Regions from separate parts of the Mus musculus genome. Here region 1 is linked to region 2. The links are chromatin loops, found by intact Hi-C in ENCODE. Cell type or tissue: left cerebral cortex. All regions are shown on one strand. Each heading gives the region's core, and the rest is flanking DNA. Links, peaks and the distances in the headings are about the cores only.

Evidence for each region. Hi-C counts contacts between places; a loop is a spot of excess contacts. Peaks named below come from ENCODE experiments on the same cell type or tissue, not always from the same donor. Only the 100,000 strongest peaks of a DNase experiment are listed, where the experiment ranks them.
Region 1: it touches region 2 in a loop (2.5-fold over the local background); 3 of 42 quality-filtered maps call a loop at or near these places.

Annotation. Positions count from the first base shown.
Region 1 is chr17:11,062,850-11,072,206 of GRCm38, reverse strand. Prkn (parkin RBR E3 ubiquitin protein ligase) reads right to left here. Exons shown (of 12, transcript NM_016694.4): 2 at 4,915-5,078. Among named protein-coding and RNA genes, the nearest start is that of Gm41526, 66 kb to the left of the region's middle. In left cerebral cortex, for the core only: CTCF peaks have their summits at 3,816 and 4,481 (motif pointing right); a DNase peak (open chromatin) is centred at 4,477; H3K4me3 peaks cover 701 bases; H3K27ac peaks cover 721 bases.
Region 2 is chr17:10,741,352-10,750,708 of GRCm38, reverse strand. The region is part of intron 2 of Pacrg (PARK2 co-regulated); the gene reads left to right. Among named protein-coding and RNA genes, the nearest start is that of Gm16169, 62 kb to the left of the region's middle. In left cerebral cortex, for the core only: a CTCF peak has its summit at 5,341 (motif pointing right); DNase peaks (open chromatin) are centred at 5,435 and 5,879; H3K27ac peaks cover 1,489 bases.

The DNA of each region.
Region 1 (9,357 bases), core at 940-8,939, 320 kb before region 2:
GAGTGACTATTTTTAAGGATCAGGAAGTAAGGCCATCTTGGAATAGGTGTGGCTAAGTTGGGGGAAGTGTGTCACTAGGGGTAGTCTTTGAGGTATCAGAAAGTCTATTCCAATCCCAAGGTCTTTCTCTGCCTGCTACCTGTAGATCTGGATGTCAATTTCACAACTTCCTAAGCACTGTGTGTCTGCCTGTGTGTTGGCAGCTCTCCACCATAAGGAAAATGGACTAAACCTCTGGAACTATAAGCAAGCCCCAATTATTATCTTTATATTAGATATTTTCTTTATTTACATTTCAAATGTTATCCCCTTTTCTAGTTTCCCCTCTGAAAACCCCCTGTCCCTCCCCTCCTCCCCTTGCTCACCAACCCACTCACTCCCACTTCCTGGCCCTGGCATTCCCCTATATTGGGGCATAGAAACTTCACAGGACCAAGGGTCTCTCCTTCCATTGATGACCGACTAGGCCATCCTCTGTTACATATTATAAAAGGCTTTTCCTAATAAGAATTGCTGTGGTTATAATGTCTCTTCACAGCAATAGAATACTGACTAGGTCACGATGTAAAATATACATTTCTATCTTATTTTGTGTGTGTGCTGAAAGTTAAATTCATCATTACAGAGAGAATATAAATTCAATAACTTCTCCCATGGGCCACATTTAAACAATGTATCCCACATTTTGGCTATGATGGTTAATATTATGTCAACATGAGGAGCCTAGGGCACCTGGACAAACATCAAAGCTTATTCTGGGTATGACCTGTGTCTCTGAATGAGGTCAGTGTTTGTGTTGGTGGCCTGAGTAAAGAGGCTGCCTCCCAGTGTGAGAGGTCCTTATCCTGTCTGCTGAGGATCTTTGCTATAAGACAAAAGAGCTGATGGTTGAGAAAGGGGAATTCCCCTTGACCATCTTTGAGGGAGGGCATCACTCTCTTCCTGGCCTTCAGGCTTGAACTGAACTGTTGGCTCTCCCTTGGCTAAGCCTTAAACTAGAGCTGTGCCTCTGGCTTTTGGCCCAGAGACCTACACATTGGCTTGGAGCAGCACTACTGATTCTCCAAGGTTTTCACCTGCAGATCTGGGGACTTCCCAGCCTCCTTAATGGCAAGTGTTAATTTCTAATAATAAACTTCTATAAATAAGTACAGTGTTGTGTCTAATATATAGTATATAATACAAATTACACATGCACACACACACACACACACAAAGGACACAAAGGACACAAACATATTAAGTATTGTTTCTGTTTTGTTTGAGGACCCTGACTAATATTCTGGCTAACCCTCTGCTGATACATTAACAGCAAAGCATTTAGTGAAAAATGCAATTAATTCTGCTCTAAAGTCCAAATAGAGACTAAAGTCTCATCTCAGCAGTTAATGTAACTGTAATGTTTGTAACAGTTTGGGATATAAATAACTGTACTAGGATTCATTTTCTTTGTACAATTTTTTTAATAAATTTAATAATAAATAACAGAGGGTTATTTGAGGAATTTTGACATGCAGCATGCTATGTTTGGCTAAGTACAGAGGAGTGACCTGTGATTCAAGCAGATTTTTAGTACTCTGTTGCAAGAGCTGACAGGACTCTTAGCAAAGAAACAAAAAATGGGGATTTTTCTGTTTGTTATAGTGTGCAAATAATTAACACACCTATGCAATACAGCATAGTACAATGCTTGCACAGTTACTGTTGCCTCGTCTCTAACTTTAATTTTACATGTATGGATTATGATTGCATTAAGATGATCTAAGGATCATACCTTATACCCACACAATACCCACACAATCAACAGCAGCACACATTGGTACAGTGTGCTTACATGTAGCATCTTTATATAAACAGACTCATTTCTTTCCTTACAAAGTTGCAAGACTAGGCTTATAGTTATTTCTACCTTTAAAATGAACAATGTGAGACAGAGAAGCTAAATTCACTAATGTGCATCCTGCATGTAAAAATCAATTTGCTTTCATGTGTTACATTAAAAACTAGACATAATCTAAAGATTTAAGAGGTAGATGAAGATATAAACACTGTTAGAACACCATGTATACACTTAGCATGGTATTATGTTAAGCGAAAAAATCTTAATGGATACAAAATTGGTTCAAACTCATTACGTCTCCATACAAGTCAGCTATTCATAAAGGCAGAGGCTAGTCCATGTAGCACAGCCTGACAGACATCACTTCTCCTCTGAGAACTCTCCAGGTGGGTCTGCTTCCTTTCAGTGACAGGTGGAGCTAAACACATTACAGAGTCCTCTGTCACAAACCCTTTCTCCACTTTCACCAAATTTTTATTGTTTATAACAGAAAATTAAAAGAAAATCTTTGTGTGCACATGTACCATGTATATGTGCGTGAACACATGTGTGTGGAAGTCAAAGGATGACCACGCATGTCAGTTCCCACCTTCACAGAATTTGAGGCAGGGTATCTTGTTTGCTGTGTATGCTAGGCTCGCTGGCCTGCTGGCTTCTGACCTCCCCTTAAGAGCACTGAATTACAAACAACTGTGTATGACTAAGTTAAACTTAAAGAGGGCTCTGGGGATCTGAACTCAGGTCTTGTGTTTGTAGGGCAACCTTTGTCACTGAATGATTACCTCAGCCCCTAAGAACAGAAAGGCTCTTCACTTACTTTTTAACTCTCAGAATTTAGAGGCTTTAAGGATAGCCTCAAAAGTGTCAGTTGGGTGGCCTCTACTTCCTGAAGTTGTCTGCTCCCTTGTCAGGAAACGAAGATACTCATACTGCTTCGTGCTCACCCCTTCACAATTGAATCTATTCCAGTTGCTGTAAAAATATTTCTCTCTGGGCAAATATCTGTGAATATTAAATCTGTACCCTAGGTCCAGACCCAGGTTCCAACAGTTTGTTAAATATCTCCTTACATATCCATTCTTCATAAACTCTCAGCACCCCTGGACATTCAGCTCCCTTCCCATGGCTTTCTATGGCACCCCTTTGCTGTCTATGAATGAAATCGAAGGACCAAGTCTGTCAAGATTTTGTCAAATGCCCCAGGAAACTCCATCTTTTCCTGTCTTCAGTATTGCTTCTGCTTCCGGAAGAACAGCACCTGGCTTGCCTCCCAAGCCCGTGGTGTGTGTTTCCTTTTCATCTGAAGAATCCATATCTGGATCCACTCGGGAGCTCTTTCCTGGTGCCTTCCCATTAGATATACAGCCTCACTTTTGAAACATCACGATACTCATCTTTAATGGGTTATACAGTAATAATTACACACAGCCTGTGCATATTATATGCGTTCGGCTGGACCACGTGGCTTTGTTAGTGATTTTAGCATATGTAGTGCTCTCAGACAGTCTGAGCTAGTGTTGCTTTAGTTCAGAGGCCTAAGCGGGTAAGAAGCAGACTCCCTGAACGAACTCCCTCTAACCAAGCCACTGAAAAGCTCTGAACACTGGGAATTCTAAACGTGCGAATCAAGGTAAGACAGTTGAACCAATACATTAACTGTTATAAAATCTATCTGTCCCTCACGCCAGTTAGTCTTACTGAACAAAAAACAGCCAACTGCTACACGTACCCTCCTTTGTACAGGTGAGGGGATTTAAAATCTAATGGCTCTCATAATAAAGTCTATCTGGATTCAAGAAACAGTTTTAAAACCATTTATTTGTGAAGGAAACAATCTTAGGTTTAGAAGTTGGCAGGAACTGCAAAAGCTTTTTAGTTGACTGAAATTAAAAAAAAAAAAAAATCCAAACACTTCTTAGCACAGGCACTTCCCTTATGAAACAAATTGCCTGAAAGCAAAGCACAGCACTTTGTGCACAATGGGTGTGAGTCCTCCTGCCACCAAAGGGGGCAGGCGGGGGGGGGGGGGGAGATAGCAGAATCATTTGCATTTCTATAGTTTCTTTGTATACCCACATTCCAAAAGCATTTCACAAAGCAGCAAATACGTCAGCGCACTGCCTGGCCTGGGCAGTCAGAAGCTCCGAGTACAGCACAGGTCCCCACCCTGCTGTGAACCAGGGTGCAATACCACCCTACACAGAGTGGAGGGGACGCGCTTTTCCCTGCTTCTAATCACTTGAGTAAATGTGGTTCATATTTGCCGGACTTCCCTCCAAAACACTCACTGTTCTCTCATTCTAGGCAAAGGGCCCGTGCATCAATTGCTATCCAGTTCCTTGGATGCCTACAAAACTCATCTCTCCAAATGTACAAGATGCCATAAAGAAGCGGTTTCCACAGCACAGCAGGGGCCAGATACCCAGGAAGTAATAGGCAGGAAAGCAGATCCCCACAGTTTAGTTAGTTCTGTTTCAGGGGCGTCGGCCAGGGGTAACTCCGTCTACGCCCCCGAGATACAAAGATGGACTTTTGCTGTGTGAATTTGATGCTTCCTGTCCTTGGCTCAGAGCCCTCTGCAAATGGGGGCCCTGGGCCAGTGTCTGCTGTAGTCCAGGCAGCAGCTATGAGTGTCCTCCAGGGGTCACAGTTGGGTTGTAAATCCCTCACTAGGCATGGCCTGAGCAGCCTTCTTGGGAACGATTTATTTGAATCCTTCTTCATTACGATTCAAATAGAATAAGGAAGGTAAAAATTGAACAGACCCAGAAATTGTGCCTTCCTGCTCCCTCAGTCAGTAAACATTTATTCACTAAACTGAGCGCGCGCGCCCCTGGCTTCTCTCTCCCGGTCTTGGCTCACCCACACTTGTTCCTCCAGTCCTTCCTGCATACTGTTTTAATGCATAATTAAGAAGGTCAGAATTAATGAAGCCGTGCGGAGTAAAGTTCAAGGAATCCCCAGGTACTATTTATTCTATTAGATCTCAGGCGTGAATGTCAGATTGGCAGCATTAGCTGCAGGGTCTTTGGCCCTGGCTACATCCCAGGGACCACCCACCCAGGGAGACTCACTTGAACCGTCAGGTGATTCGGAAGCTCCTTCCCGGCAAAAATCACACGCAGCTGGTCAGCTGGAACCCCCTGTCGCTTAGCAACCACTTCCTTGAGCTGCAAGATGCTGGTGTCAGAATCGACCTCCACTGGGAAGCCATAGCTGGAGTTGAACCTGACAAACACTAGACAAGACCAGGGGCAGAGAGAGAAGAAAGAATATTACTCCAAACCCTTAATGGCCAGTGAAATGTCTCTGAAGCAGCTTGCCCCTCACCTGCCCTCCAGTGCATGGCATATATTTTCTTCCATTTATCACAGAGCATAAATTTATAGTATAGAGCAGTAGTTAGAAAAAAGACAAAACAAAACAAAACAACAACAACAAAAAAAAAAACAAACAAAACCAAAAACAGTTTCCCCTAGGTGTTTTTCCCTAGGTGTTTTCCTGCTCAGACCCTGGTCAGTGACCTGCAGACTACGGCAGTTTTGTGCCTTTCACAGCCCTCCTGGAACAGAGGGAGTAAAGCGGAGAACTTGCTTGATTGGAATCTCAAGATTCCCATGAGTGTATAGACTATTCTGCTCCAAAAGACTGAACAAATGCTCACTCCCTCCGCAGAGTCCTTTGCATAAAACTCAAAGGCAGCATGTGGATGCCCCAGAAAGAAATGGTGGAAATGGAAGCCACTGTGTAGACAGCTGAAGAGAGCTTGGGGCCTATGAAAGAACTCTGGGCAAGGTTTTGAATCTAGGTTCTGTGAAGAGTTCTGGACTCTGTGAAATGGTTGTAGGTTCTTGATAAGGCCTCCATACTCTGTGTAAGGATTTTGCACCCTGTGTTCTTAGCTCACAGGTGACAGTGGATTTCGAGCGAGATCTTGAAGTGACATCACCTCTGCTGTTGTGATCACTCTCTTCATTAGAATCTGGCTAGAGTCCATGATATCTCCCAGACTGTCTTCTCATTCCCCTTGTCACACCATCTCTAGCATTTCTCACATCTGCCTGCTGTTTACAACCACCCACTCTTTTAACACCACTCCAGGTGAGGCTCTTAGATACTTGCTAGTCTCCTGAGCCAGGTGGGGTGGTGCATGTCTTAACTCTCAACACTCAAAAGCAGCAGCTGGATTTCTGTGAATTCTAGGCCAGGGTGCTCCACATAGCAAGTTCTAGAATGGTCTAGACTGCACATAGCAAGTCCCTGTCTTAAACAGAAAAATAAAACAAACAAACAATATTTTCTAAATTCTTGCATTTATCTTCTCAATTAATCTACTTTTAGTTTTGTAGTATATTGTTTCTTTTCAATTTAAAGATTTCTTCAAAATAACATATAGTGTTAAATAATGGTTTGAGACCAAGATAGGAACTTTCCAGTCAACTTTAGGACAGGGGCCTCAATTCTCATTCATATTCTCTCTCTCTCTCTCTCCCTCATGCTTTATAATAATTATAGTGCCACTGATGGCCAGACACTTACATATGCTGCAAGTAAGGTCTTTTCTGAGCCCTCAGTAATCTAGGCAGCTCAGTGTGCTGCTATCCAGTAGAGCTGCACATGACGCCCAGAGAACTACAGTCACTTTCTTGTACCTTCTTTGTAATGAAATTGGAATTCATATATAGCTCATCCCATTTCTAGAAAAGCTGCCTAAGACCTCAGAGGAAAGAACATAGTTCTTTGCTTGTGATAGAAAGGATGGATAACAGCAGTGAAAAGTCCAGTTCCTAACATGATGTGCTATTCCCTCTACAGGAGAAAACTGGATAGGATAGGATAGGATAGGATAGGATAGGATAGGATAGGATAGGGGAGGGGAGGAGAGGAGAGGAGAGGAGAGGAGAGGAGAGGAGAGGAGAGGAGAGGAGAGGAGAGGAGAGGAGAGGAGAGAAGAGGAAAGAGAAGGGAAAAAGTGATTCCAGGGAAGGAGCCCAGTTCTGAGAATGGGGGACAATGGTTTTGAAACAGTGAAATAAAAACAGAGAGCCAACGATGCAAAAGATTCAGGAGCAGAAGACCCAATAGCTTTGAAATATCTAGAAAAGGTCAGGGTTGGAAGGATAAGGAATTCATGAAAAATACTAAATATTAAGAAAACTGGGCAGTGTGTGACAGTTCTCCTCTGTGTGTGTGTGATTCATTCAACACCTTTGAAAACACAGATGGCAAAATAAAAATATATTGACAGTGGTCATGTATGCATAGCATCTGAGATCAAGACTCAAAGACAACCAATCCATCGGGTAAGTTGCAGGACAGGGGATTACAAGGGACAAAGACATGATCAAATTTTAAATTTTACTGGTTTTTCTACTACTGTGAATAGATTTTTTTTTTAAAGACAACGCTATGGGGGTGATGTTGAAGGAAGCTGGTGGGAGCTATTTTAAAGGTACTATAGAACTACATTAAAATCCCAAGAGAATCTGTTCTAATGTATTTTTCCAAGGGTTTAAGTCATGAAAATCCTACTATAAATGCAGGACTTATGAAGAAAATTGAGGGGAAGAAGGTGAAATAATAATAGTAGCAGAAATGAAATTACAAAAATCTGTATAACTGTTCAAATCATGTTTTAGGTGTTATTAAGTGTTTATTGTACTATAAAGTCTTAAATTCACTTTGCATAAATTATGAAAATTATATACAAATAGAGACTTTTGAATAGTAAACCCGTGAAACAAATTGATTTTACAATAAAATGAGCAACTAAGCCTATTGTACTCAATCAACTGTAATTCTTATGTAGGCTAAAGAGGAACATCTTAAGAAAGTGGTCAGGTAAACAACCAAATGTCATGTGGAAATATTCCAAATTCCATTTCTACAGCCCCTCAAGCCCAGCTATGATTCCTGAGTGGGGAGAGCTAGAGAGACCCAGTGTTCTCCCTCACAGAGTGGGGAGAGCTAGAGAGACCCAGTGCTCTCCCTCACAGGGTGGGGAGAGCTAGAGAGACCCAGTGTTCTCCCTCACAGGGTGGGGAGAGCTAGAGAGACCCAGTGTTCTCCCTCACAGAAAGCAAGGTATCTTTAGAGTCAGGCAAGCAGTAACTTGATTCCTGGCCACCCTTCTTTCTAATTTCACAACTTAGAATAAATTTCCAGCATCCTTCAATTCTGGTTGACTTGTCTACTGAGGGTCTACAGTGGGATTATAGATTACCTCCAGGGCCTGTTCCAGATTTCCTGTAATTGCATTTCAGAAACAGCCACAGAGAAGAACCCTTCCTAAAAACTCAGTTCCTTACTTGAACTGTCTAGAGGAGCTGGAGCTAATTTTAAAGCCCTACCACTGTTTGTTGTGAACCACTAAAAAGTACTCGATGTTTGGGTAAACACTGAGTAGATTTCTCAGGTCTTATCACCACAATAGACCCAAACCTTCTAAGAACTAAGAGTTAAAAGAAAAATTTGGCTAATCATCATTTTCTGTGATTTGACTATATGTGAAAAGTTTGCAGTTTGTTTAGTTGACGACTTCTTCTTCTTCTTCTTCTTCTTCTTCTTCTTCTTCTTCTTCTTCTCCTTCTCCTTCTCCTTCTCCTTCTCCTTCTCCTCCTTCCCCTTCCCCTTCCTTCCCCTTCTTCCCCTTCTCCTTCCCCTTCCCCTTTTCTCCTTCTCCTTCTCCTTCTCCTCCTTCCCCTTCCCCTTCCTTCCCCTTCTTCCCCTTCTCCTTCCCCTTCCCCTTTTCTCCTTCTCCTTCTTCTTCTCTCCTCCTCCTCCTCCTCCTTCTACTCCCTCCTCCCCTCTTCTTCTCCCTCTCCTTCACTTCCTCCTCCTTCTTCAGTGTGTTGTTATGATACTTCTTGCAGCATCTGATGTATATTATCACCCAGTAAAGGGTTGTAACTTAGTAGTCGCTTACATGGAACTGTTCATATAATTTGTGGTATACTTCCAATCATTAAAATCTAGATTACAAAATAATAACAAGAGAATTGGGGAGATGCTTGGCCATTGAGACCACTTATATTCAATTTCTAATACCCAAATCTGATACCGATACCCTCTTCCAGCTTTTGTGGTCAACAGGCATGCACATGGTACATAGACATGCATGCATACAGACAAAACATCCACATACATATAAATAATTGATAAATTAATTAAAAGTAATAACAATGAATATATGTGCAATCACTTATAGATGTGTGCTTATACATGCAAGCAGCAAATCTATATGGCAGAACATTGCTATAATATCATATAGTATATATATATATATATATATATATATATGTGTGTGTGTGTGTGTGTGTGTGTGTGTGTGTGTATCTTAATTTGTCTGTGATATCTTAGCCTAGGGAATAATTATAAAGTAAATACACATATGTTTTGTACATGGATATTTACAGATAATATTTTATAATCTTAGATAATGAACTGCAAATATGTTACTCTATTTCTGACAGGACAAGACGGTGCAGAGGTTCCTACATTTTGTAGTCTTGCTGAGG
Region 2 (9,357 bases), core at 787-8,786:
AAGGTATTCACGGGGATCCTTACGCTGTGCTTGTTTCACGGTACTGCCGTATTCTCTAAGGCTTAGGGGGGCAATGCCAGCATCCAGCAAAAGAAGGAGAAGTTGTAGTAAATGACTTGAACTTAAGATCATCAAAATGGGTAAAATAACAAATCCTGGGTATAAAGCATTTGATGGCTAGATTGAAAGGAATGAGCTCATCGCTGAAAGCTAGTGTGGCACACCAGGAAGTTGCAGGTGGGAAAGACCTGGGTAGACTTGCCTTTCAGAAATACTTTGGCATAAGGAATTTGGTGGATGGTGTGTCAAGTCTAACTTGAAGAAGCCCAGAGGACATTCTGAGTATGAACTGGGAGTGAGAGAAAACCTGGTCCAAAAGAATTAAGGAGAGCAAAGAGTACAGAGTAAACAGGAGCCCAGGCCCTGCAGTTTCTGGTCAGTTAGTAAGCAAGGGAAGTGGTTAGCTCCCATGAGTGGAGACAGTGGATCTGACAATATGTCAACCCTCAGCTTCCACCTCCAGTGGCTGAAGAACTTTGTCTCCCCAGAGTAGCAGTAGGGGAAATAAAATCTCTTCCTTATGTCTTGCTGAAGTGTATCCTTTAGCTAGTGGAAGATCTGGAATTAGAAGAGAAAAGGAGTCAGCACATCTGCCCTGGTCAGGAGGAGGAGGCTGTGACTCTTGGGTAACAGTGGGCACAGGACAGGATTCTCAGTCCCAGTCTCTCAGTACAGCGACCAGCTCTGTAAGCCACACCTGTAAATCCACACAGGAGTATAGTTACAGTGAATTTTCTATGGTGTAATCGAATATCAAGGAAAGCTCTGTAAAAATATTTGGAATTCTTTCCCTCCATCTTTCAAATTAGCTACCAATCTCTGTACTTTCAGAGACTCCCCTAAGCCCTTTTTTATGAAGTCAGAAATTTTGAAATAGATGACTTTTCTTTTATGTGACTTTAGTCAGGATTCTTGGAGGTTAGTTCTGTCACCTTGGTATACAGTGTATATCACACCTAATAAATGGGATCACACTGACTTACTGGACAGTAGGGCTGTATACTTCATGCCAGCCATTGTCCTCAATGACAGGCCTTCAGAAACCCATGTATGAGACCTGTGCATGCACATCTATCACATCTTTCACAATGGTGAAAAAAGAGTGCTAAGGAAATATACCCATAACTTTGGGGGAATCCAGGGGCTTGTAAAATGAGAAGTTAGCAGTTGAGTTGATGCCACATGAGACCTTAAGGTTTGACAAGAGAGGAAAACAGAATTACAGAGAAGATGATGTTCCAGGCAAAGGAGACTGTATAGAAATATCAAAAAGGAGCAAAATGGAGTTTACTAAAGAAGAGCAAGCAGTTCGATCCACTGGCATTGAAGGAGTGAAGGATGCTTTAAGAAAAAAGGCCCGTTATGACTGCTATCAAGCTGTACTTACTACACACGTGTTACAGAGCTGGAACACCACAGGAGCAGACATACAGTGAGGACCAGGGATAGAGAAAAGGACAAGAAGGGAGGCACCACCGGTCCCGGTCCCACAGGCAGGGCCAGACGAATGCTCCTCAGGACTGAAACGGGCCCATTACTGAGAGAGTCTCACTGAGGTCTGTGAGCAGAGCCATTTGCTTGGCAGAGTCTCAGCAGCAAATGGTGGACCCAGGGAAGCATCAGAGCCCAGCTAGCTGACCCTCCCTTGACCTGCTCTGTGCAGGTGCCCTGTGAATATTCTCTTTCCTTATCAGCTGTGGCTTTACTCCCCTGAATTGCTCTTCTAATTACTTCCTTGTATTATAAAAGTATGGAGATTATTAATTATCAATCCTGAAATATTGATAATTATAAAAATGATAGCCACAGACAATAAAATAAATTAGACTTGTTTTGGCAAAGACCATTGAAGCCAGAGAGCCTCATGCATGCTCGGTAGACACTCTATTGTTAAACTATACCCTTAATTCCTAAATGTTAACAGTTTGATATATCTAAATGTTAAGGTAGGTTTAAAATTTATTAAAGAGAAAAAGCATACTTTCAAGTCACCAAATGGCAATGAATAACAATTTTCTTACAGTTTAGGGCTTAGCAATTCTGATAATTTAACTAGTTATAACTTAATTGGTAGATTTAGTGGTCACTTGTTATCTACAACTTAATTAATAGGTGTTTGTAGACTGGCATCATTTTATCACAACTTTGTCCAAAATGTTATTTTCTAAAGTCATATAGTTCTAAGAATCCATAACATTGAGTGTTCAGATTCACAAAGCAGCAGAATGAGCAGTTATATCCGGGCAAAAATATTTATGTCTCCTACTTTTAATTACTCTTTTATTTGAGGCTTTTACAGACAATGTATTTAAACTACTTCTATATATTGTATGATGTGTTCAAGTAAGATCGATGCTGGGGGTGGGCCTGTCCAGCAGCTTGGTCACATTGTATCTGCAGTCAGAAAGTAGAGAAGAAGAGGAATGCTGATGTTAGCTTGGGCTCATTCTACTCTCTCTCTCTCTCTCTCTCTCTCTCTCTCTCTCTCTCTCTCTCTCCCTCCCTCCCTCCCTCCCTCCCTCCGTCCCTCCCTCTCATCTCCTGTTTGTTTTAATTTATTGTTGGTTTGTTTTGCTCTTTTCTTCAGTCAGTGACTCTCTCTACCCATGGGATGGTGGCTATCCACATTTAGGAAGGCCTTTCCAGTTAAATCTTTTTGGGAACTTCCTCAGAGATACATTGCATGGGTTAAACACATTAGTGATTGAGTCACCAATAATGCAAGGGTGTCGAATTAGAAATCAAAACACTTTCCCTTGGAGTCAGTAAACCAGGGTGAGCCCCGATTTGAATTCTCCATTCCATGCTCAGTGCGTCTTCTGTCTGTTATATGAGTCTGAGTCTGAGTCTGAGCCTGATGAAAGATGGTCTTCTGAATCTGACCCTGTGTCTGTCAGTTGTGACTGTGTCTGTCCCTAACAAAGAGCTCTGCTCTCTCTTTTATTGATCAACACCAAAAGCATGACAGGGGGAGAGAATGGGATATTTTACAGACGTCTTTATAAAGGATTAAGTCACTGGCTCCAACTGACCCAGACAACAGGCAGTGCTATAAACATGACTGTTTATCAACTAATATCCATAAATGTTCTGCTCAACATTTATGGTGGATATTCATTTTAGAAGATTGCTTTCAACCTCCATATTTACTGCTTTCAGCAAATGACACTCATGTATTGTTCTGGGCCAGGAGTAGGGAAGAGTAAATAAATTAAGAATCAAGACCCTCTTGTATTTATGGTAATCTTGGCAGGATTGTTTCTGCCTTAAACTGTATATGTTTTTACATTTGTGTTACATGGTTTTTGCTGATTCTTTGAAGTAAGGGACCATTTTATTTCCAACCTCAAAACAATTAAGTTTTTGTTTTGTTCCTTTTTCTTTGCTTTAACTGTGCACAGTATCTTGCACATGTCGAGGATTTATTTAGTATATACAGAAGTGAATTATGTAAAAGCTCATTTCTTCTTGTGAAAAATCCAGGAGTGACTGATAATCTATTATGTTAGTAACAGACTCTTCCACCTACATAGTCTCAAAAAATAATTACAGTTCTCATGTTTGGACAGCCAGCAGAGCAGACCCACCCCCAGGAGCTAATATCTCCTCACATGGTCTTGTAAGAATTGACCACAATCCATCCATTTAATTACAAACATGCTGCCAATTAGCTCTGTGTCCCCAAGAGTTGTTGAATCTTTCAGTGTTTTAATTTTCTCCAGGATCTTTGTGGTTTGCACTGTCCATGTCTTTGGGAATAATAGCATCATTGTGACCACACCTACTGTGGCTGGAATAAGGCTTGGGCGAACCAAGGTCTATTAAAGCACCCCAACTAGCCACAGAGCCAGATGACAAGTGATAGCTGTACTGTAATTTTTAGTTTTGAAATTATTAGGAATAGTGGCTGCAGAGATGACTCGGGGGTTAAGAGCCCTGGCTGTCCTTCCAGAGGACCCAGGTTCTATTCCCAGCACCCACATGGCACCTCACAACTGTCTATAACTTCAGTTCCTGGGGATCAGACACCCTTATATCAGGCATCATGCATGCATACATACAAACATATAGACAGGCAAAACACCAATGTACATGAAATAAAAAAAAAATTTTAAGAAAAAATATTAGGAATGGTGGCCTCTGTCAGCCTTCAGTTTAAACTAATGTCATGGGCATTCTTGTGCTTTTCAGAGTGATTTAAGTATGATAAGTCTGTTTGAAATCACATATTATTCTATGAAAACAATATAGTAGCTTTAAACAAGAAAATAGCCTACAAATAGGGTAAGAACCCCACTAGAGAGACCATCAGGGGATATTCCGAAGAAGTCCTCATGTTCGTGAAAATGCATCTTATGGTGAGAGATTTGTGAAAATGTCTACAACTTCCAGGTTAACAAGGTGACCTCAGCACATCAGCATACTGAGTCCCTTCTTAGGAGAGTGTGACCCTGGCTCTGTTGGACTTACCAGGTTCATAATGTACACCTGGTAGGAGACATGATTCAGCATGTCAGATCTCTTCAATGACATGCCTTTGGTTGTCACTTCTAGTGACCCCAAAATGTATACCATACTGTACCAGGAATGGTCACAGTTTTACTCAGACCTTCAAATGTGATTATACATGCATGCATGCACGCATGCACTCTCACACACACACATTCGCGTACCTACGAACAGGAGACCACAGTTGAAATTCCAGTAGTTGATTCCTTCAGGTAGTCTTAGAGGGCTCACTTTGTCAGGATGATGCAGATCCTAAACTTGTAAGGTGGTCAGAAAATGATTAGGGTCACATTACAGCCCTTGAGCCTTCCCGTGGTAAAAATGCCCACAAAGAATTCAAACAGATATTTTATTAGCGGTGTATAATGTCTCTGAAACAAAAAAACAACAAGCAACAAAACAGGAAACAAATGCATTGAAGAACTGAAAGTTAGTCAAGGGCAAGACCATTCTGATGTGGTTTAACTGGTTTAAACGATTAGTTGACTTAACTTCATGAATCTCGAAATCAATATATTTTAGTAAACTAGAGTCATCTTTAATTTTCTGTGCGGAGCACACAGCATTTTAAGCAACCCTTCATGTCTGACATTTTGGCATACTTCTACTGGTCCAAACCGTTTTCTCTCAAAGACTCCATACTGCCATGAAGGCATTCCTATTTTATGTCTCCATTTTTGGCTGAAAATCCTTGTGGCTGATCTCAGCCTGTTTCCCTAGGTCTTCCCTTAAGAGTTGAGGGGATTAGAGCGTGAGGAGAACAGGAAGAGAGGAGCTTGCCAGTAGGTGGCTCACTTTGAATGTGCTTGGGATGGGATCAGAAATGTCACCCCTCCTCCACTAAGCCTTTGCTTTCTATCCCTGCTGCTTGGAGCCTTTTTCTGTAATGCCTGAGTCATTTGCAGGGGGGTGAAGAGGGGAAGAAAGAGAAGAAAGCCAGCATGCACCAGCCTCCTCAGAGCGTAAGAATAGCATGGCCCCATCTCATTCTGAGTGGTCCCCAAGTGGAGCCTGAACCGAATTCTCTTCTCCACACACAATTGCTTGTTCTTTTGTTCCTTGTGTCCTTAGCAAAGACTGAAAGAACTAAGCCTGTAATACTTGGGCCCTCCTGTGTCACTTAAGGAATAATAGGCCATTGTCTTCATTAAGCCACCCTTGTTTTAGCAAATAGAATCCAGAGCCTGGAGGGAGAACATTTTGAAGGGGGCAGAATCAGAGGAGAGAGGCTTCACTGGATTCCCTAGAGAAACTGTTTTGTTTCTCCTGCTTTATTGCTCCTCACTGAGAAGATTCATATTCAAATGGGCTGAGTCTGTGAATAGTTGCTTGCACATTCTCATGCACCCAGGAAGGCTATGATTATGGCTAATTACAGCGCAGAATGAAACCCTAACAAGAGTGCTCAATCAGATTGTTGTTCATGCATGAAGTAAGTAAGGCTGGCCAATGGAGGTGTGATTCTGGTAATTACAAACATTGTGGCTATTTGAAAAATGCTTAGTAAATCTGTTCAGGACAAAATAAGTTCTAATTAATCACTTTAGACTCTGATTTCTCCAGACGATTCATGTGCACTTTAAAAAAAAGTTTAAGGTCCCCTCAATAAACCAAATCTAAATATAAAATATGCTCATTGTCCACACTTTGTTGGAGGAATGGAACTATGCCGCCTGCCCCATTCCTGTCTTTTCTGGCCATCATATCGAACTTGCCTTTTATGCAACTCGACAGACGGTTCTTTAAAAATAAATGTGTACATATTCTTGTTATTATCTGGCAAACCAAATGATTTATGAAAAATTACTGGAAAACATCAACTGTTAATTTAAACATCCAGATCGATTTAATAATTGTGCTGATGTGTCTAAGAATATTCAGTAGACTGTGGCCCTGGATTATAATACCCAAGGATGTTACAGGCTGAAGAAATGTTATCTTCTCCTAATCCATCACGAGGAACAGGACTGAGGCCGCAATAGCAACAAAGAAATGCCTAGCGAGAACTTTGTGACACAGGCATCCTTCAGAAATAAACTAGGTAGCACGCTCATCTGTGTAGTTCAGACAGTGCACTAGGAAACTTAACAAAGTCGTGTGAGAGCGTTCTCCTCAGAGTTCCTGTATTGCTTTCCTTCCTTCCTGTCATGTGAGGCTCCATCGAAGGCAGGGCAAGAGTGACCTTCCTAGGCTCCAAAGCTGCCTTGGAGAAGGCAAGAAATTCCAGTTTCCAGCGTCCTCACTAGAGAGAGAGCACCGGCCATGACGGGACCCTCCTGCAGATCTGCTTCCTTGCTTCTTCTCTGTAGAGAATACTCTGCATGAAGATATTGGTGGCTTCACATCCTGAGCCTGACAGTAATTAACTGGTGGCCCCTATGAGAACAGAATCAGACTGTAGGAACATGTACACTTCAGGGCCATTCTTGTTTTCAGAAACTTTTAAACTGGAGACATCTTGGGTTTCTCTATTTTTTTTTCAAAGTACTGCATACTAATGGAGTGGCTACAGGACCAGTTTCTTTATTTGACATTTTGCAATTTCCTTTGTTCCCTAACCTAAAAATAGATCTTAAGAAATTGTAAGTTTTTTCTCTGTGGTAATCCAAAATAAGTCAATCCAAGCCAGATATAGATAGATAGATAGATAGATAGATAGATAGATAGATAGATAGATAGATAGACAGACAGAGATGGATATGGATATGGATATGGATATGGATATGGATATGGATATGGATATGGATATGGATATGGATATGGAAGCTACTGCTCTGGGGCAGCTTCACTGGCCCCAAAGACTGAGTCCAGAGAAGTCACTATGGGGAGGGAGAACGAGGGGAGGGGGAAGAGAGAAAGTGCAGAGAGAGAGAGAGAGAGAATGAGGGGAGAGAATGGAAAAGAGGAGAGAGGGAGGGAGGGAGGAAGAGAAAGGGAGAAAGGGAAGGAGGGAGGGGGAGAATTAGCAAAATGTCTGGATTATGTAGGGAAGAGCCTCTGGGGGGAAGGCAGTCCAGCCTCTAGGCTGGAAAGTTCAGAATTGGGTGCAGGATATGCTAGGTAGGAACTGAGGGATGTTGGGAGAACCTAGAGGCCAGGTCTCTTTAGTATGCAAGATATGCATCTCAGCACCTTGTCCCTAGCCTTGTCCCAGGGCCTAAAATCAATCAAAAATGGCCAGAGTGACGGTAAGAAAGGTAGCGTGATAAAAGCATTTCATTTAAGGGTCTCAAATGTGCCTCGGTCTTTGTTTGCTTTCATTTCTGATAGAATGCATTCCACCCAACTACTTGAGAACTTTTCAATTTTGCCCTATTGAGCAGTTAAATCTGAACCAAACAGAACTATCTTTTACAATTAAATTATCTAGAAATTAAATTGATTACAGCTCCTAACTGAATGGATCACAGGGCTCAGATTCACCGTCCCAAAGATGGTTCTGTGGAGGTCATCCTCTGGCCTTCCTGTGTTCCGTTCTGCACAACGTTGAAACAGAACCAGAATTCCCAGTCAACAGCAGGCAGCAAGGCTGGTTTCTGGCCTCTTCTGTTCTTCTTAAGCCTGTTCTTCCAAGACGCACCTTGCTCTCTTCAGAATTCCCTTTATCACAATGGCTGAGAAGCAAATGCTTGCTTCCAGGGGGGTTTCTGCACGGCTCTCCAATCCTGGATAGGAGTCAGCACACAGAGGCTGTTTCCTGGGGTCTTTGGTCTTATTTTCTGTGTGTGCATAAACTTTGGCTACACGCATTTGCTAAGCTTTTCTCTTGCTGCTCTGTGGCCCAGAACCCTTGCAGTAGGGTAGGAAAAGATCAAGTTTTCTCCCCTCCAGGAGCAAAGGCTTTCCTATCTAAATTGCGGCAGTCTCTGAAGGGCAGGGTGGTCTGGGAGGTGGGGAGAGCAAGGAGGACACAAAACAGCAAGGGGAAAAGATCAACCCTTTGACGGGCTTTTTATAACCATTCTTTTTCCTTTGAGCAAGAGGTTTATTAGAAGTTTTATTAACACCATGGGCAAACACATAGACAGACAGACAGACAGCAGCATGACAGGATTGAGAGAAGTTGAGGTCCCAGAGATCTTCTAATTTTAGTTCACTTACAACACATATGGTCTGTAAATGAAAGGAAGACTGACGTGACTAGTTTTTGTACACACAACGTTCTACAGATCGCAGTATTTCATTTCTCTAAACTTAGTAATCATAAGTAAACTGTGCTCATCACCAAAGAGATCTGTGAGCAATGACAATGTAAAATAAAAAGGTTTTAGAAAATTGAGTTTTAGGAAGTAGTAGGAAAATGAGTTTTAGAATCTTGTCTTTTTTTTTTTTTTTTTTTTGAAAAACGTGCCTTTTTTATAGTAAACTTTATCAACTTGATAACCTAATAGCGATATAAAAGTTAAGTCCTGTTGTTACAGGCATGGATCTGAATCCCAGGGCATCCACTGAGGTATACAGGCTTTTGTGTCCCAGGATAGAGAACTAGATCAGGGACACGACACATGGTTAGAAATAGAGCTACAAGCAGTATATTAAGAGAGAAAGAATGAACCTGGGCTCGTGTGGAGGGGAAACAGTCTGTGGTGTTCCAAGTCTCCTGAGCTAGGGCCTTCATGATCCTTTACAGGTCATTTGCATAGTACCCATCACTCCCATGTTTGTGTATTGCAGGGGTTTGTGGTATATTCTGTTCCTTGAATGTAGTGTTAATCCCACTGGGCAAGAGTAAGACTACTACCCCACTTTTTTTAACCAAATTTGGAGCAAGCTTTAGTAAATACTGGT